Regions from separate parts of the Mus musculus genome. Here regions 1, 3 and 4 are each linked to region 2. A link is a loop called in an ENCODE intact Hi-C map of the cell type or tissue named here. Cell type or tissue: left cerebral cortex. All regions are shown on one strand.

Region 1 (5,000 bases), 130 kb after region 2:
CTTACCTTGATAACTGAACACCCTCATTAGCAATCCTGTCTCATAGGGCGGGAAAGATCATTAACACCAGTCTATAAGTGAGGAAACTGAAGAGGAAAATAGCACAACCATTAACTGAGCCAAGATTCCAATCTGGAGAGACCAGCTCCAGAACCCATCCCCTCAAAACAAGTCACCTACTGTGGTGGTATGAATGGAATGGCCTCCATAAACTCATACTGGAGTGGCACTATTAGGAGGCGTGGCCTTGTTGGAGTAAGTATGTTCCTTGAGGGTGGGCTACAAGGTCTCAGATGCTCAACCCAGGCCTAGTGTCACTCTCTCTTCTGCTGCCTGCAGATACAGATACAGAACTTTCCAACTACGTCTCTAGCACCATGTCTGCCTGCACACTGCCATGCTTCTCACCATGACCATCACAGATTAAACCCCTAAACTGTAAGCCAGGCTCAATGAAATGTCTTCCTTTATAAGAGTTCCCGTGGTAATGGTGTCTCTCCACAGCAATAGAAGCTACCTACTCTAAACAGATTAAAGAGACTAAAGCTTTAATACAAATAAACACACAGTGACTGACATACAGGCGGTATAGTACAAACATTAGGTTTGCTGAGAACACCGATGAACAAGGCTTGAGAGTCAGTTCTACCACTGGACTGTAAGGAATCTAGTATTGAGAATAGCAAGTGGGGAAAAATGGGTCAACACGGAAAAAGCTTTGAGACACATCTTCATGAATGAAGACCACCGGGTTTCCCTATTTATAGATCTCAGAGGTCCTTCTTAGCAGAGGAAACATAATTTAATAGCCTCCGAGTAGCTCGAAGAGTTAGCAGAGCTCCCCAAGAGCCTAATTTATTTTGGAGAAAAGCCACAGGATGCCGGGCAGTGGTGGCACACGCCTTTAATCCCAGAGGAAGAGGCAGGTGGATTTGAGTTCGAGGCCAGCCTGGTCTACAGAGATCAGTTCCAGGACAGCCAGGGCTACACAGAGAAACCCTGTCTTGAAAACCCAAAAAAACAAAAAACCAAACCAAAACAAAAAGCCAAAGGCTACAGGGCCTGGCTCTCTATTCTTAATATCTGGCACCACTGGGAAGCCAGGCCTTGGCTCTTGTTCTCTGGTGTCCCAAGAAATCATTTAGGAATGTATAGGTAACTTTATGGCTCCCAATATTGCTAAGAGGATAAAAAAAAAAAAAGGCACTGGCATGTAACTGACAAAGATGTCTATTTTCTTCTTAAGGATTACCCAAAATGGTACAGTTCTGTAGCTTTCTCATTTATCTTGGCTCTCCGGTCTTTGCATCTTCAAACTGTGACCTATTAACAAACCATATGGAGTCCAAACATGTTGGATGAAGTTCAGTGACTGTGCTGGCTTTACTGAGAAGAGGACGCTATCTTCATGGATGATGGCCACCCAGGAGCCATTCCAGGACCTAACCCCTCAATGTCATAAGTTCTGTTATTAATATGTTAACATGTCTCTTTTGATATCTGATGAATCACCCAGTCACAGCCCTGAAGCTACCTACCACTTGGAGAGACGTAGGCAGGAAGGGAAGATAACCGGAAGTATCACTTGGGTGTTACCATGTGCCTTCAAGTACAGCAACAGGACAGCACAGAGATCCTTACCATATGCAAAACTAAGTCAGTCCACTAAAGGTACAAAGGTTAGAAACTTGAGTCTGGCTTTTATAGCTCTGATACTTACAAATCTGGCTATGATTGCTACAGATTCTAAACATCTAAACAGGTACTGGGGAGATAGCCTAGTGGGTAAGAAGAATACCTGCTGGGCAAGCAGAAGGACCTGAGGTTATGTCCTTAGTACCCACATAAAAGCTGATGTGGCAAAATATGTCTGTGATGTTAGTCCTGGGAGACAGGTGTGTGGAACAGTTGGATCCCTAGAGCTCACTGACTACCCTAGCTAAATAAATGGTTAGTTCCAGGTTCAGTGGGAGACCCTAATTACAAAATACAAGATTGAAAGTGAAATGAACGATATGTGTTCTCATCACAATGATCTCCATCATCAAACCAGACATTCAATCTGAAACTGACGTGTGCCCAAACACTGCTTTCATATGTCTGAGAATTCTGCCCTGGGGAAATCCACTACCTTATATCTCTGAGGTTGGTGAAACTGAATTGTTGCCCTCTTCTGATCAAAATCTTTTCTCAGCTGAAGAAAATGTGCTCTGCCGTCCTTATTTAAAACCTTCTTCTTCCCACTGATGCTCCGGCAGACATTCACGTCTCTTCCATAGTACACTCCTTTCTTGCAGAGTCTCTTCAGATCTGAGAGGCTGAACAGAGACTGGTAATATTTGGCCAGTACAGGGTCATCCCTCTGGATGAGAAGGGGCTTTTGTTCCCAGAATTCCTTGAAAAAAGTCTCTACTTTGATGGGTGAGATTAAACTTTCGAAGAAACTACTGGGGCTGTCAAAGTTTAATACAGAAAGCGTTTCAGGCAGCTCCTCCTTCACCCGCTTGCAAGGAACAGACGCTTCTTCGTTCTCATCCCCTGTGGGCTGCACTTTCTTTGGCATTGTTCACGAGTAGGGAGGAAATGCAAACCTAGGAGAAGAATAAGACACTGTCGGGTTTGCAGGAATGCACACGCCCCAAGCATGACTGAGACCATTACGCCTCTTCGAAAACTCCACATCAGTCAGGACTGCATCCTCCAGGATGTGACACCCTTAAGCCAGTGTTATGTATGCCAAGATGATTCAACCTTAAATACTGAGTGCAGTCTGTGCGTTCATCTAAAGGACTACACAACTATCTTATTGCTACAAGCACTAAGTTCTGAAAATCAGTCTTAATTTGGAGACTTGATGATCCCAAACTAAACCATTTCTCTCAGCAATTCTTATTCAAAGGGGAAGCCTATGGCCACTGAAATGGCAAAGGCAAAACTCCTGAATTTGGCTGCAATCAGCACCAGTACCTGAATCCAAAGGGATGTACCCTCTGTGGTACAACCATCTGATGGAGAATCAGGAACAGGTAGCTGTCTGCTGCCCTGTGCTGCTCACCACAGCACAGAAAACCTTCCCAGGCAGAAGCCAATGTGCCCTGGGCCAGTGGCGTCACCTGGTGGCTGGAATGAGATGACAAACAAAGCTTGAGAACTGTCACCATCAGGGAACTCCCCCTCTGCCCATTGAAAAAAAGTAATTAAAGGCTTTAAAAAGGAAAGTTAAAATGGGCTATATGGAAGATCTTCAAAAAGATCTAACTTTTTAACTGGAACAAGGGATCAATCACCAACATCATTAGCCTCTAACACAGCACTTCTCCAATTTAACATGCATAGAAGACACGGGGGCATCAAGTGGACCAGATACCCATAGTAACAACACTGCTGGTCTGAGGCACACATCTGGGTAGCAAGAGGACCAACATTCCCAAACACCCACAAACTATAAACCCTGACACTTATATAGGTTTCCCTCATGTAGGTTCAAGAACTGTAATTCAAAATATACAAATATTCACAACAGAGTTTTTTAATTTCTGGCATATTGGTGCTCAGAAGTCAGATTTTATACATTTGGATTAGGGATGTTCAAACTGTATAACTTCTCTTTTTTCTTTCTTATTCTGAGAAGAGGTTCTGTTCTTCTGATTCCTAACAAACACCCTGTTGCCAAAGAAGGCTGAGAATCACAGTGCTTATAAAATATCACATTTTTGTCAAGGTCAATAACTTAAAATGCTATGACTTTCTTCTGGGTTGAGTTACCAAGATTGCAAGAAAGCTGTCTTTCCTTTTCATCAAATGTGGAGCATTCTGGCCGCACTGTGAACTGAACCCGGATGCAAACTCATCAAATTAACAAGTGGGAACTGAACAAATAATTCGTTGCTTTTTAAGGGCTGTTTTAAATATTAGTTGTTGTAGATCATTCTAGGACTTCCCAGAGCAGAATACTTCTTTTGTTCAGCTTACTTTCTTTATAGAACTCAGGTCCACCAGCCCAGAGGTGGTCCCACACATCAAACACTAAGCAAATGTCTTAGAGTAACTGGATCTTATGGGGGCATTTTCTCAATTGAGGCTCCCCGCTCTCAGGTAACTCTAGCTTGTGTCAACTTGACATAAGACTAGCTAGCCAGAACAGGTACCTTCCAAAGTAAGGCACACATTTCTTACCCTCTTATATTTAAGGTACACATCTCATACCCTCACGATTGCTCAGTTTGATGAGAGGAAAACACAAGTGAAAGGCTTGTTTCCTTAAGAATAACCTGAGAGTGAAATCGTACATTCACCAGAAGGTGTGGCTAAAGTGCCCCAAATACTTAAGCGAGAATAAAACCACTTAAGGATTTTCCCCACCTACAATCACCAACAAGTCAACCCCAAGACTACAGAACTTACCTTGCCTACGATTACACCACCTATTCTTCCCCTAGGTTAACAGAATTTATCTGAGCCTCAGTTAATTGGAAACTAACTCAGATACATTCTGTTTTCCTTACACCACTCATTTTTTTATAGCCTTTGGAGGGTGGAGCAGAGTAGACACACCAGGCCTATCTCCAAATATACCAAACGGCACCACCATTTCACATGCCCAGGACACCCAAGACATTCCTTGTATTTCAAGAAACACAGGAAATTAAACAAGAGACTGCTTTATCCATAATGGTGCAGCACCTGCCTGTAAGCCCCACGGGGCTCCCAGATAGAAACAAGAATATTTCTTTCTATAGACCTGGGGTTGCGGTAAGTTGATTTAAAAGCACTTAAACAATTCTAAAAGAGACTCAGTTTATAAACTGGTAATTGCTGTATCGCTGATAAGTTCAACCCGAAAATAAATGTTGGCACTCTTACTATAGTTGACAAACTTAAGAATCTACATTTTAGGGCGACCTAATTTTCCCATGGTAAAACTTAATGACAAGAAGCCACAGAGTGTCTTAAGAGATAGCTACCTCTACCTTGCACAAACCTAGCCAAGTATGGCACAA
Region 2 (5,000 bases):
GATGTAGTCACCAGAGGCAGAGAATCTAGCAGTAAGGCACTTCCTCCTGTGAGCTTTCCAGGACAACCCTCCCCCATATACACCTACAGAACAAGTTCCCTTCTCTTCTCCTGGACACAACTGCTTTCCCATCAAAGTGGTTCCTTGAAAGAGGGCATACTGTCTTAATCTTTACACAGGAGTGTGGGGCTGACACATCTTGGGCACTTAAAAGACAAATTTAGTGTTGTGGCATCTGTAGTTTTCAAAACTTTGGGGGAACCTCTGTATTGATTAAGAATTTCATACACACATATAATGTGTTTTCACCAAGTCCAGTCCCCATTGCTTCCCTTCCAACCCTTTTCCTAATCCATAATGATGATTCCCTTTTGTGAGGCTCTCTCTAAAGCAAAAAAAAAAAAAAACAAAAAAAAAACAAACAAAAAAAAAAAACAAAAAAAACAAAACAAAAAAAAAACACAACAAAAACAAAACAAAAAAAAAACACTGAAACTAAAAACGAAATTTATATTAAATGATTTGGGACATAATAGGACGCGAATTAGTAACTCTAAAAGATCCACTGCAAACTTAGCAAATTCTATAAAAGCAATGTATTTTTTCCTATTTCCTACTTGGCATATGTCTACATATTAAAAATTCATAGTGTATCCTTTGAAAACCTTTCATATGGAAATATTTTTAATGTCATCGTACGTACAAGACAATGGAACTAAATAGCCCAGTCTTTCCACTGTTTCACTTGGTGTTATATATTATTTATAGAAAAGGCATGAAAACGAGCATCTTTACGTCCTGACACACACATAGAGAGCTCAAATTTCTGGTGTAGGTCTAATAAGTCTGAAAATTTCAATTTGACACAGTTTACATTGAATAGAAAAAAATGTAGAGTGCGTTATGGAACATATTACTACTATGACAGAATTGGTGTCAATTAGAAACAGTTCTGTGTCTTGCAGTGTTGTCGGCTGGTATCTGGAATACGTAACACATGTCATTTTCCAGCTGCACACTTCATAGCCTCTTTCACCTTCACCATCTACATACTTGAAATCTTGGAAGCCATGTGTGTATTCATGTCTCAACAGAACCTCTGGTCTTGTATCTTGGGTGTAAACCTGGATGAGTTGCGCAATGAACAAGGTGGAATTTAAGCAATAACTGAACTATCCTCCGAAGAGGAGCAGCTTAAAACAACATAAATATTTTCCCAAGAAGATCAAAGCCATTGGAGTCTCCATTCACCAGACCTCAGTGTGAGCCAAAGAACTCTAGAACCTACGAACTCCGGACATAGGATAGAGGAAGAGTCCTGTGGTCCCAATCCACTTAGCTTTAAAGAAGAAATTACGTTGACAGTCGTCTAAGAACACGTGACCATCCAGTCACTGCGCACACTGGAAAAGGCAGTACCAGTGAAGTGTCTTCAAACGTGAACTTCGGCAGGGCGGTGGTGGTGCACGCCTTTAATCCTAGCACTTGGGAGGCAGAGGCAGGCGGATTTCTGAGTTCAAGGCCAGCCTGGTCTACATGAGTCCAGGACAGCCAGGACTATACTGAGAAACCCTGTCTCGAAAAAAAACCCCAAAAACAACAAACAAACAAAAAACCCATGAACTTCGTCAGCTTTATGGAAAGAATGCTCCTGCCTCAGCCACTTACCAAATGTCTGGATGAAAACTGAATTTGAAATGAAGCGAAGTTGAGTGCATAAAATTAGTATCTCTGAGATGTTTCCAACTGAAATTTGAAAGTGCTTTCACAGATTTCATAACAAAATCCTAGAATCTAGGATTCAAGAACCTGCTATTGTATGTCAAGACTCTAGGGTACAGGAAATCTAAAAATCTAAGTATTGGAAAAGCAAACATTCAATACCAAGAACTTTCCATGCCGTGAGCCTAATACTTCTGCATATACCTAGGAGACCAGTTGTAAAGAAACATTAATACGTGGACTACTATAACATTTTCCTATCAGCTAATTGAGAGAAATAGTATTATTGAAAATCAGAATTTGCCTCATAATCTTATTGACGCCCAGACACTTTTATCCCCAGACAGACTCCTTGCCTGGACCCTCTGTGCCAACACTGAGGTGTAGGACCACTTTTTGTCACAGGGCAACAGGGGGAGGCAACTGCTAGTCAGCTAACATTGCGTTGGGGAGGCACATTATTCTCCAGGCCCTGTAGCTGCATGGAAGAATTTGCTTGTCCATCTGTATCTGATCCTAATTTTTTTCTTACTCTCATACTCCTAGTTTCAGATCCAGTTGACAGATTAAAATGCCTCAAAGGGGTAGCTGTGGGTCCGCGGGAAGGCTCCTTAACCGGCACTATGATTCCTTGGGGCCGACAGGTAGACGTTCAACCTCCTCACTTCTCCAGCCAGCCACAGACAGCTATCACCCTATTTTCATGTGATTTGCCCACATAACATTTTTAGTTACTAAATGTCCCACTGTTATCTTGAACTTCATACCTCTGGAGTTTGACTTCAGACAAACTATAACAATACACCTGGGGCGAATATGGCTCTGTGTGCTTTCTCTGTTAGCAGCTCCGCTGTATAAAGTCATTTTTATCATAACCAGATATTCGTTTTAAACTAATGTTAAGGGCCTTTGGCGTTCCAGAATACAGGAGTATCTGCGCAACAACCAAATATTTGTTTCAGCATTTTTCTAGTTTGAGTCATACCTGAATCAGATTTGGTTTTGTGATCAGGGACGGTTTTTTTGAAAAAGGATTCTGGGAGTGGCCCACAGGTGAAGGGTGAGCGCTAAAACACACCTGGGTTGGTGGCTCCTCATCTGAGCCAGCTGAAGCAGAAACAAGGTGCTGACAGCAGGACAGATGGGACCTACCCTTGCAGGCTGAAACTGTCTTTAGAAAGGCTGTGCTCAGGTTCCAGGCTGCAGGGCACGCGGGTGCTGCTTCTTGCCAGGTGTTTCCCCAGACTTTAATTGATTACCCTGTTTTAAAACAGCCCTAACTCGGGAAAGGGAAGCAAAGCATTTACAGTTGACTGTTGGCCAAGCCAAGTGGGCTGCGGGCTGGGCTGGTTTGGGCGGGAAGCCGGAGCCTAGCATCCCCAGGCTGCTCCTCCCGGATCTGCACGCTGTGGCCGACAGGGCGGTCGCGGCCACTGGCTCCTCCCGGGGGCGGGCAGCTCCGGGCGCGGGCGGGAGGAGGAGCCGCACGGGGAGCGCTCGTGCCGGCCGGGCTGGAGGAGCCGCGCCGGCGGCCCGGGCCGACTCTCGCTGCGCTCAGCGAGCCAGGGCTGCGGCCACCCTCGCTCCGGCCAGCGGCTCGTCGGGGCCCGCGGACGGCGCGGCCGAGCCGGTGGGGAGATGTCCGGCGGCCGCAGGAGGGGCAGCGCCCCCTGGCACAGCTTCTCTCGGTTCTTCGCTCCGCGGAACCCTTCTCGGGACAAGGAAGAGGAAGAGGAGGAGAAGCCGGGGACCGGCCAGCCGGCGGGAGTGAGCCGGAGTGCAGCCAGGTGGGAGCCGCGGGGGCGCCGTGCGCGCCTTCCTCCGCCGCTCGGGTTTCCTCCGGTCCCGCCCTGGGTGGCTTAGATCTGGGGAAGTTCTTGCTCCCGGCCGGTGGCTTTTCCCGCCGCCATCGGGGGCTCCCGGCTCTGTCCCCTCCACTCCGGGAGGCTCTGAAGCTGCCGAGGGAATCTCGCGCCCCTCCGCGTCGTGCTTTGCCATCTTAAGGTTTTCTCGAAGTGATTCCTAAAAGAGTTGCAATCAGAGCTTTCTGAGACGACATCCAGAATCTGAAGTCTTCGCCAGATTTGTTTACAGTTTAAATGTTGCCGCCCTTCCTCCTTTCTCTCTGTCTCTCTCACTGGGGACATCTGACGGAAGCGCTCCGATTTGGGGAACCAGGGCCGGAGCTGAGAGCTGGCTCAGTTTAATGATTAGTATGTGCACTCTTGCACTCTTTCCATAATCATTTTTCCTCTACTCCTGCTGCTTTAAAGATTGACATTTTAAAAATTCGTCTCATTAAAATGCCCGTTTTTAAATTTCCTTATCAACCCTAAAGGAGAGGTGGTTTCGCTTCTTTCTCCTTTTTTTTTTTTTTTTTTTTTGAGAAGTGAAGCCAACTTCACTTGCACCAGAAGAACCTGTAACCCATGTCCTTGGAAGGTTGCCCTCTAGAGAGCTATATTTACCTCAGACTAAAGACTTGCTGATGGACTTCAAAGAAAAATGGATCGGAAACAACTGACGCTTCTAGTTCCATTACTATTTAGGGTTTGTGATTTGTTGTTAGCCCTTCGTTCTCCTTGCTTTTCCTAATTGTGAATCATTTCCAGTGTAATCACCTGTTAGCATAATACGTCTTTCCAAGAAATGACCAATTATAATTGACTGGTTATTCTACTAGGAAGTTTCAGATACTTTTGGCCTGGTTGTTGATGCTTTTAACATTCGAAGTTTCCCCGTCCTTAATGGTAGTTCTGAAATCTGGGAGGTCTCACCTGTCGTGGCTCTAATGTGGCTCTAACGTTGTCCCTAACAGTCCCCTGTGATCTGAAAGCAGTAGACTCAGCGCCCTTTGGAAACTTGAGAGTGGTGGAATGGAGTAAGCAGGCCAGCTCCTATCAGCATTGTCCTGAAATCCTGCCTGTTCCCCTGGCCTATTTGCCCTTTTAAGGCAGGCACTCCTCCATTCTGAACTCTTTCTGCACCGGGCTGACTAATCCAGCAGCTAGATAGATCCTTTTCACCTACCCCTTTCTGTCTCTCCTCACCACTGATAGGCCCTGGCTATGGCTTTTCACGATGCGGTTTTAATTATGCTTACGCGAGCACTAATTTTGTTCTCATCTGTTTTAGAACTGGCCAGATGTTAAGGGGATTGCAGATAATCCCTCGTGTGTGTGTGTGTGTGTGTGTGTGTGTGTGTGTGTTTAGCTGTTTTATAGGAGCTTAAATCTTTCTTTTTCACAGATAGAAATAAACACAAAGCCCTTATTGAA
Region 3 (5,000 bases), 180 kb after region 2:
AAAGTTTATAGGTAAAAATCAAGGAAACATTAGTTAAATATTAAACATTTCAATTATGGTCAGTAACTACGCAGTAACATACATTTATAGTCACACACACACACATATATATGTGTGTGTGTGTGAGTGTGTGTGTGTGTGTGTGTGTGTGTGTATTTTTAATACAGGTAGATATAGTGGGGTTAAGTAGAATCATCTATCAATTTCTATAGTGTCTTTACCATACATTGCACAATGTGTCCTCTCATATCTTTGAAGGCACTCCATAGGTATCAGTACACGTGAATTTTTAGCTCTAGCTGACCTCTGCATAAACTTATGTGGAAAAACAAGAAGGCTTGTTTGAAATCCCAAGCCAGGTACAGGATGGGGCTAGGAACCAGGTCCTCTGACTCCTAGGCTTCTTGTGTGACATCCGTGGCCATAAGTGGCTTTGATAATACTGGCTTTTGTCTCATCTCAGCAGCCAGAATCTAGGTGCCGAATTGACTTTCAAGAGACAAAGGCGTCATCATTGGGGAGAATGAAACAAAAAGCCCTTAGTTATAGGAGACACAGTGGGTGGGAAAACATAAATAAAGAAAATGAGCTGCAATTTATAACCCAAGTTAAACAAAAAGCTCCCTAAATTTACATTCTCCTGTTTCCACATAATGAGTCAATTAATCTTCTAATGCTTTATAAAAGTAAAAAAAAAAAAAAAAAGAATTAAAAAATAAAAATAAAAACCACCCTGGTAGCAGCTGGTTTTAATGTTAAACCTAATTAGGAAAACACATTAAGGCAAAAGAAGTGCTGAAGTTACATTTAGCTTGAGAGGAGAGAAGTATGCTCGTGAGCTTGTGCTGTGGACAAGTAGCATGGAAACGACATAAATTCAAGCTCGTCTTTTGCCTCCCCTAGCACTGTTTCCCAAAGGAAGGCAGCCATTTGAGAATGGAGAAAGGGGTCACCTTAGAGGGCACGGTTCTGATCAAACAAAGCAAACTGAGCACTGCTTTCACGGAGCTGGTAGACTGGCATATCTGATTGGATTTATGGATTTTTGCTTCTGGAATGACTGAACAAGCCATCTGTACACGATTTAGCCCTGCCTATTATCACAAAACACAAAGGAACAAAACACAAACAAACAAAACAAACAACTCCCCAAACAAACAACCCCCTCAAAAACAAACAAACAAACAAACAAACAAACAGAAACCCACCACTACGGACAACATCACCACCACCAAAAACAAAGCCTTAACATGTATTCCTGACAGATCAGGCAAAGAGGAAACTTCAGGTCAATTTTATGCTTCTCTGGAGGTGGGGTTGATGCATGCGGTGGAGGATGAAGGCAAAAGTAATTTTCCTCGGAAGGAGGATGCTGGTTTAGCATTTTGCAGCGTTGGTAGCCAGCGTGTTACAATGTTACAATGTGTCTCCTCAGAAGCCTGCATTGGTCCTGAGCTTCCGAATAAACTCCTTGGTACATCTGCTAATCCTTGGAACGTGTTGAGTCATAAGGTGTCTGTGACTTGTCTTAATGTCCACTAACACATGTAGCCATTTCTCTCTCTATCTTGGTAATGTCCCTAAAACAGATCCTGTTAAAAAAAAAAAAAAAAAAAAAAAAAACCAAAACCAAAATCTCTCTTCTTCTACAACAGAGAACAATTTATTTGAGGAACCTAGCTCCCAGGAATTAAGGTTTGAAGTTTTAACTAGAGTTGAAGAAGGTGGAGGGGCTATGCATAGGAAAGGGAAACTTTAACAGCATACCTTTCGAAACCTAAAGATGTCACATGAAAATGTCTACAGCTAACACGCTTTTAGTAAATTTATCAACAGGATACAGAATACTCTCCTGTGTACAGATGACAATCAGAAAAACAGAAGGAAATCAGTAAAACAGTACCTTTCACGATAAACAAACAAGCAAACAAAATCTTGAATTCCTACTGAGAAGAATCCATTACCAGGCACTTCCAGTTGTAACTGGAGGCCGGTTTCTAACAATTCATGTGAGATTGGCGCCCCCTAGTGTCGCCAAAGGATCCCACTCTAAGCAACTTGATTTTTAGAAATCACAGCGTACCGTAGTTGTACACTATATTATACAAATGTTGGAAGACCTTTTCTGGGATGAGCATCAACTTATTGAAAGCAAATGTTATTTAAGGGTTTTGGAATCCTTTGAGAGAATTTTCAGAGGAATAGTGAGATAGAAAAAGAAAAGGGCAGAGTTTCAAATGGACAGTGTGGAATGAATACTTTTTCCTTTTTAAAACAATACATTTTACTTATCCTTTGGTAATTTTACACACATATGCAAGGCAAAAACACACACTCAATCTCTCACACATCATGCATGCACATGTGCACGCGCACACACAGACACACCACAGTGTATCTTGACCATATCCATGTGACTGACACCCCATTTCCTCATGGGATCCCAACAGGAGTCCTGCCCTCTCCTCATGTCCTCTTTCCTTACTTTTCTTTTTAAAAATACATCAAGTCCAATTAGCCGGGCTAGCGTGAGCATGGGCAGCCTTTCAATACCCACACCCTCAAGGAAAAAACGATGTTGTCTCCTGAGGGAGGCAACAATTGTCAATAGCTCCTCAGCTAGACATGAAGCCTTAAGCCCCCTCTCCTATCTATGCTGGCTCGATCTATTGACTGGCTTGATCAGATCCCTTGTGGGGCTCCTGCCAGTGTGTTCTCTGACTAGACACGCAGCCTGCTCACAGGAGAAAATTCTTTACCAGCACCGTAAACATGATAAAAGTCGCTGGAAGGTCATTTGACTGTAGGAGAGGGTTTTACTTCCTTTGTCTTGCTCTGTAGACACATTGTCTAACTGCATTCTACACATGTACATTTATAACTATAGACTAGTGCTGCTCTCAGCCTGGGGCACAGACGATCCTTTTGGCCGTGGTTGTCAGACAGTCAGAGACTCACAGTGTTGAGAATATGTGACTGTTGAGGGCTCAGCTCTAAATTAAAATATCATTAAACCTGGGTAATTTCAAGGCTCCTATGATTGTAAATTGGAATTCAACAATTGTGATGAATACCCAGGAAAACAAAAAGTAACAGACTCGACTCCCAGGATCATAGGATCAGAAGTGAGGAGGACATATCTGCCCCAACACCAGAAGTATCTGGGACCAGTGGGAACCAGGCACCCAGGAGCTCACCTGACCAGTGGCACAGGTTCTTTTCTGTCTGGGCCAGTGCCCCAGCACACCTTGGGCACAGACTCTGCAACCAGCCCCACAACACCCAGAGGAAGATCCAATCCCAGGTGCTCTAACACACTCAAAGCCACAGGATCTAAGGATCCCAGGATCCCAAGAGCTCTGACAAACCCAGGATCTCAGGAATATAGGATCCCAGAATCACAGGATCCCAGAGACAGCTGAACTCTGAGGAGCTCTGACACAACCAGGATCACAGGAAGGACAGGCTCCAGTCAGATATAGCCAGGGCAGTTAGCATTAGCGATAATGAGATGATAGGAGGCAAGCATAAGAACATAAGCAACAGAGATCAAGGTTACGTGGCATCATCAGAACCCAATTCTCCCACCATAGCAAGTCCTGGATACACCATTCTACCAAAAAAGCAAGATACAAATCTGAAATCATTTCTCATGATGTTGATAGAGGACTTTAAGGACATAAATAACTCCTTTAAAGAAATATGGGAGAAAACAGGTAAACAGCTAGAAGCCCTTAAAGAGGAAACACAAAAATCCCTTAAAGAATTACAGGAAAACACAACCAAACAGGTGAAGGAATTGAACAAAATCATTGAGGATCTAAAAATGGAAATAGAAATAATAAAGAAATCACAAAGGGAGACAACCCTGGATGCAAGCATCACCAAGAGAATACAGGAAATAGAAGAGAGAATCTCAGGTGCAGAAGATATCATAGAAACATTGACACAACAGTCAAAGAAAATGCAAAAAGCAAAATGCTCCTAACCCAAAACATCCAGGAAAACCAGGTCACAATGAGAAGACCAAATCTAAGGATAATAGGAGTAGATGAGAATGAAGATTTTCAACTTAAAGGGCCAGTAAATATCTTTAACAAAATTATAGAAGAAAAACTTCCATAACCTAAAGAAAGAGTTGCCCATGAACATACAAGAAGCCTACAGAACTCCAAATAGACTGGACCAGAAAAGAAATTCTTCCCATCACATAATAATCAAAACCCCAAATGCACTAAACAAAGATAGAATATTAAAAGCAGTAAGGGAAAAGGTCAAGTAACATATAAAGGCAGGCCTATTAGAATTACACCAGACTTCTCACCAGAGACTATGAAAGCCAGAAGATCCTGGGCAAATGTCATACAGACCCTAAGAGAACACAAGTGCCTGCCCAGGCTACTATACCCAGAAAAACTCTCAATTACCACAGATGGAAAAACCAAGATATTACATGGCAAAACCAAATTTATACAATATCTTTCCACAAATCCAGCCCTACAAAGGATAATAGATGGAAAATTCCAACACAAGGAGGGAAACTACACCTTAGAAAAAAGCAAGAAAGTAATCTTTCAACAAACCCAAAAGAAGATAGCCACACAAACATAATTCCACCTCTAACAACAAAAGAAACAGGAAGTAAAAATCACTTTTCCTTAATATCTCTTAACATCAGTGGACTCAATTCTGAAATAAGAAGACATAGACTAACAGACTGGATATGTAAACAGGATCCAGCATTTTGCTGCATACAGGAAATGCACCTCAGTGGCAAAGACAGACACTACCTTAGACTAAAGGCCTGGAAAACAATTTTCTAAGCAAATGGTCCCAAGAAACAAGCTGAAGTAGCCATTCTAATATCGAATTAAATCAACTTTCAACCAAAAGTTATCAAAAAAGATAAGGAAGGACATTTCATACTGGTTAAAGGAAAACTCTACCAAGATGAACTCTCAATTCTGAACATCTATGCTGCAAATGCAAGGGCAGCCACA
Region 4 (5,000 bases), 55 kb after region 2:
AGAAAGTGGTGCAGTTTAATTTTCTGTTAGGAAGTATGATTGAAGATGAGAAAGGTCTTCCAACCTGGAGACAGTTTGTGAGAGCCTACATGGTAGTTTAGACTACTAATTAGGGCAGAGCTTAGATTAGAACAGGGTCTGTTTTCTATGTCCTTGAGATCTCCTTTAGGAAATGATGTAAGACATGATACAGTGCAGATACTCATGTGGTGATTGTAGATATGGAAGGTGAGTAAGTGTGTGTGTGTGTGTGTGTGTGTGTGTGTGTGTAAAACAATAATTTAAAACTTGAGGTTGTGAATTTGGGAGGTTGGGAACCACAGGAGTCAGAGCACACAGCGCCGGAGTCAGGAGTGATGTATATTCAGTGCTCAAGTATAAAGTTCTGAAAAAAATTTAAAAAGTGACCATCTTTGGGAAAGTGATTTATTATTTGATCCATATTAGTAAGTTTTTGGTAGCCAGAGAGAAAAATTAAACTTAGCACACAAAAATATTCAAGTTATGATAAGTGTGTGTCTACATGTATTCTATACCCATCAGAACTACAAGCAGATTCATATCTAGCCGGTACTTGTGACTGCTTATGGGCCCGATGACTGTCATGGGCAGTGGGAACAGAAGTATTGGAGGCTTTGAGTCTTATTTCAGGTTTCTTGAAGTCTAGGGAAGATTTTGAGTTGGGAAGTATGCTCTAGGGACCCCTGGTACATAGGGAATCTGCACCTCACCTGAGTCAGGCAGTGTCTGAACTGGAATCGTAAATGGATAACCAACGATTAAGACGGTATGGTAGACTAGTGAATCTTGGTTAAACCTCTTTGGTCAAACAGGGCGAGAGCATTAGTGAGTCCATGGCACTGCACAGAGATTAGCATGGCCTAGGGGACTGTGTCTTCTTCCATAGTTGGAACTTACTGTGATTGTGTCTGCAAAGCCCATGTAAGTGGCCATTTAATTATCTAAGGTGGTAAGATTTCCTCAAATGAATTATTAATTTGTAGGTACAATCTTTCAGGATTTGCATAGCTTGTGGTTTTGAGCCTTCCTTGGCACCGTGCCAACCCTCGTGGGGAGGAGAGAGAGCAGGATTTGGCAACAGGCCATTCCTACAACTCCACTGGATCAAACAAGAGCACAAGCAAACAGATTTAATCTGCTGAGCATGGAAGTCTAAATGCATATTTGCACATCTGCCTTTTGCTTAGAATAATATTATGAGGAAAATGAGTTCTGCTCACGTTTCTCCTCGTCTTCCACTGTTTGTTCCTGGAGTCATTCTCCCTCCGGCTATGGTAGAATTCTGCCTAGGGATAGCTTCTTTCTCCTGGCAGCTTCAGCCCTGCCTAGGCTTGCCTAATCCAAGGTTATCTTGCTTCGTCATCTTGGTTTCAGTTGCTCTCCTCCGAACTTAAGGCTCTGATTTAAAGATGTCTTCGCTTGATTCCGAACAGACGCAGCAGCAGGGCCCTTCAGGTTCAGCTGGCGCACATTCTATTTAAGGCTCACACTTGCAGCCAGTGAAGATGATCAAGGGTTGGGGGCTAGGGACAGCGCAGTGACTCCAGGCCAGGCTTTTCTGAAAGCAGAGCCAGCATTGTAAATGCCCTTGTTTCCTGGGCATTGCACATTGCTCTTAAAGGTAGTTATGATCCTGTCATAATGACTAGAAATCACGTAAGTTAATGCTGTCACTAGTGACCCAGGCCGAGGGAGCATTGTTAGATGAGACATCTAACAATAAAGATAAAGGCATCTTGTGTAACATGGAGAGAAATCAGTTATGCTTTTGTCCCACTCTTTGAGTTAACTACGGTTCACTCTTCCTTTCCTCCCCTATGATATTGACTTAAGCATATTAAGAACCATCGTGAGTAAAAGGTGGCCTTAGTAGGAAAGTGTGGGCCGAAAGCTGCCCACTTCTGAGTCAGCTGTTTATTGTTGCTAGGTTACCATAAAGGATCCTCTAGTTGTTAAGAGTTTGGCTGCCTTTGCCTGTCAGTAATTATACAAGCCTTAAAAAGATGCTATTTCTGTGACAACCCTCCCCAGAGACACTTAGTGAAATCTCTTTCAATGGACTTGAGTGAAAACGGGGCTTGTAGTATCTGAGGATGAAAGGCTTCTCATTTTGTTTTCTTGGTTTTTGTTTTTTCTGGTTTGTTTTTTTGTTTGTTTGTTTGTTTTTTTTTTTTTTCTCTCCTCAAGCAGGCATCATGCTTTGGCTGCCTTGCTGCCTCCTTCTGCGTTACTGTAGGTAGGCACGAATGCCTGTTAGCTTTTTCCCTTTTAGAGTACACCACCCAGACATTGTTTGTGTAACACAATGCAGAGGAAACTTGTTTGTGTGAGACTTTTAGTTATGTATTCCACTACTGTACCTCGGCTCCCCGGGGGGACATTAATACAGCAGCATTTGAAGTAGCATTAGCAGCATTGTGCACAAAGGACCATTGAAGATTGACAGGTGACTGTTGTGGGCATTTCTGCCTAATTGTGAAGTGAAACTTCGGAAGGAAGTCGACTTTTTTTTTTTTTTTCTTTTCCATTTTTTATTAGGTATTTAGCTCATTTACTTTTCCAATGCTATACCAAAAGTCCCCCATAGCCACCCACCCCCACTCCCCTACCCACCCACTCCCCCTTTTTGGCCCTGGCGTTCCCCTGTACTGGGGCACATAAAGTTTGCGTGTCCAATGGGCCTCTCTTTCCAGTGATGGCCGACTAGGCCATCTTTTGATACATATGCAGCTAGAGTCAAGAGCTCCGGGGTACTGGTTAGTTCATAATGTTGTTCCACCTATAGGGTTGCAGATCCCTTTAGCTCCTTGGGTACTTTCTCTAGCTCCTCCATTGGGAGCCCTGTGATCCATCCATTAGCTGACTGTGAGCATCCACTTCTGTGTTTGCTAGGCCCTGGCATAGTCTCACAAGAGACAGCTACATCTGGGTCCTTTCGATAAAATCTTGCTAGTGTATGCAGTGGTGTCAGTGTTTGGATGCTGATTATGGGGTGGATCCCTGGATATGGCAGTCTCTACATGGTCCATCCTTTCATCTCAGCTCCAAACTTTTGTCTCTGTAACTCCTTCCAAGGGTGTTTTGTTCCCACTTCTAAGGAGGGGCATAGTGTCCACACTTCAGTCTTCATTTTTCTTGAGTTTCATGTGTTTAGGAAATTGTATCTTATATCTTGGGTATCCTAGGTTTTGGGCTAATATCCACTTATCAGTGAGTACATATTGTGTGAGTTCCTTTGTGAATGTGTTACCTCACTCAGGATGATGCCCTCCAGGTCCATCCATTTGGCTAGGAATTTCATAAATTCATTCCTTTTAATAGCTGAGTTGAAGGCCGGTTAACTTGTGTTGCTTTAGTTTACTGAGACTTAGAAAGAACTTATTTCTGAAAAGGAGACATTTCAATTGCTTTTAGAACTGTATTTTAAAACATGTCATGCCTATACAGAATAAACATGGTCTGTTGGCACTATAAATGGTCTGTTTATGGTGGGGATACCTAAATTGTATCGTTTGGGGAAGACAACTGTGATAACACATATTGACTATTATAATCTGTTGGGTGCCTAATTCCCTAGAGTAGCAGATTTTAGTTAACATCTTACTTCATTTATTGATGGCAATGATTGAGAACTCTGTGTATGGCATAGCACCTCCCCTCCCTCAAAAGGAAGTTGTTCAGTCTATAGTTAGTGATGTCTCTCATGATTATCACATGTGCTCATTTTATTAAAATGCCTTCCTATGAATTTCAAGCTTTAGAGGTGAGAATTATATACCAAATTTGAATTGTAGGACTAAGCCCTGGAGTTCCCAGAGTTGTGTGTCTAGACAGAATGGTAGGGAGAAGAGAGAAATCATTGTGATTCTAATTCCTTAAGACAATCAGGTCACCACCATTCAAGAGTATTAGGTGTTATCAGAGATTTCCCTTATAAAGAGGGTTATCTATGTAGATGCCTCATGAACTCCTGTATAAAACTTCCAGAGATCCAGAGATCAGAACTGGGTGGAGAATGGCAGAGTGGCCAGGGTGTGGCTGTGCTCCGGGAAGTGCCTGTGGGTCTTGGTATTGTAGAAAAGCAAAAAACAAAGAGCACTCCCCTGTGCGCACAGATCCTGGGAGTGGCTCAGGGGAAGGAGTGTTCCCAGGTGGGGTGTTTAAAGGCACTCCTGCCTGACACCCACTTTGTGAGTTAGGGTTAAGGATGCAGTTTGCAGCAGCAGTTGAATTAGATTCGAAAGAGCTAGGCAAGTGTCATTTTAAAGGACATTTTGCTGGAGCATGCTGACAGTGGGTGTCTCATTTTTATTTATTTATTTTTTTAGGTATTTATTTCATTTACATTTCCAATGCTATCCCAAAAGTTCCCCCCACCCCTCCCCCACCCACTCCCCCACCCACCCACTCCCACTTCTTGGCCCTGGCATTCCCCTGTACTGAGGCATATAAAGTTTGCAGGACCAATGGGCCTCTCTTTCCACTGATGGCCGACTAGGCCATCTTCTGATATTTATGCAGCTAGAGACACGAGCTCCGGGGGGTACTATTAGCCCAGAAACTTAGAACACCCAAGATATAAGATACAATTTTCGAAACACATGAAACTCAAGAAGAACGAAGACCAAAGTGTGGATACTTTGCCCCTTCTTAGAATTGGGAACAAAATACCCATGGAAGGAGTTACAGAGACAAAGTTTGGAGATGGACCAACTAGAGACTGCCATATCCGGGGATCCATCCCATAATCAGCCTCCAAACGCTGACACCATTGCATACACTAGCAAGATTTTGCTGAAAGGACCCTGATATAGCTGTCTCGTGTGAGGCTATGCCGGTGTCTCATTTTTAAAGGCCAGGGTAGTGTCAAATACTGTCATAAGTTATAAGCCAACTTGCAGTGAAAAAAAAAAAAAAAAAGAGTCCCGCAAGGAGGAAAGCCCATTTCCTTTCTCCTCACCTCCTCTTCCTCCTCCTTT

Evidence for each region. Peaks named below come from ENCODE experiments on the same cell type or tissue, not always from the same donor. Only the 100,000 strongest peaks of a DNase experiment are listed, where the experiment ranks them.
Region 1: it touches region 2 in a loop (2.2-fold over the local background); 40 of 42 quality-filtered maps call a loop at or near these places.
Region 3: a loop joins it to region 2, with 4 times the contacts of the local background. A loop is called at or near these places in 34 of 42 quality-filtered maps.
Region 4: a loop joins it to region 2, with 2.4 times the contacts of the local background. A loop is called at or near these places in 15 of 42 quality-filtered maps.

Annotation. Positions count from the first base shown.
Region 1 is chr16:59,473,101-59,478,100 of GRCm38, reverse strand. It overlaps Riox2 (ribosomal oxygenase 2), which reads right to left. Exons shown (of 10, transcript NM_025910.3): 2 at 2,132-2,591. The coding sequence starts at 2,563. Among named protein-coding and RNA genes, the nearest start is that of Riox2, 3.8 kb to the right of the region's middle. In left cerebral cortex, a CTCF peak has its summit at 3,119 (motif pointing left); a DNase peak (open chromatin) is centred at 3,105.
Region 2 is chr16:59,599,254-59,604,253 of GRCm38, reverse strand. It overlaps Crybg3 (beta-gamma crystallin domain containing 3), which reads left to right and starts at 3,207. Exons shown (of 22, transcript NM_174848.4): 1 at 3,207-3,509. The coding sequence starts at 3,361. In left cerebral cortex, CTCF peaks have their summits at 3,116 and 3,405; DNase peaks (open chromatin) are centred at 3,154 and 3,750; H3K4me3 peaks cover 1,982 bases; H3K27ac peaks cover 616 bases.
Region 3 is chr16:59,418,073-59,423,072 of GRCm38, reverse strand. All of the region lies in intron 2 of Gabrr3 (gamma-aminobutyric acid (GABA) receptor, rho 3), which reads right to left. Among named protein-coding and RNA genes, the nearest start is that of Gabrr3, 13 kb to the right of the region's middle. In left cerebral cortex, a CTCF peak has its summit at 2,020 (motif pointing left); a DNase peak (open chromatin) is centred at 2,016; H3K4me3 peaks cover 296 bases.
Region 4 is chr16:59,544,616-59,549,615 of GRCm38, reverse strand. All of the region lies in intron 7 of Crybg3 (beta-gamma crystallin domain containing 3), which reads left to right. Among named protein-coding and RNA genes, the nearest start is that of Crybg3, 54 kb to the left of the region's middle. In left cerebral cortex, no CTCF peak of the experiment used is centred here; DNase peaks (open chromatin) are centred at 1,110, 1,344 and 1,954; H3K27ac peaks cover 1,156 bases.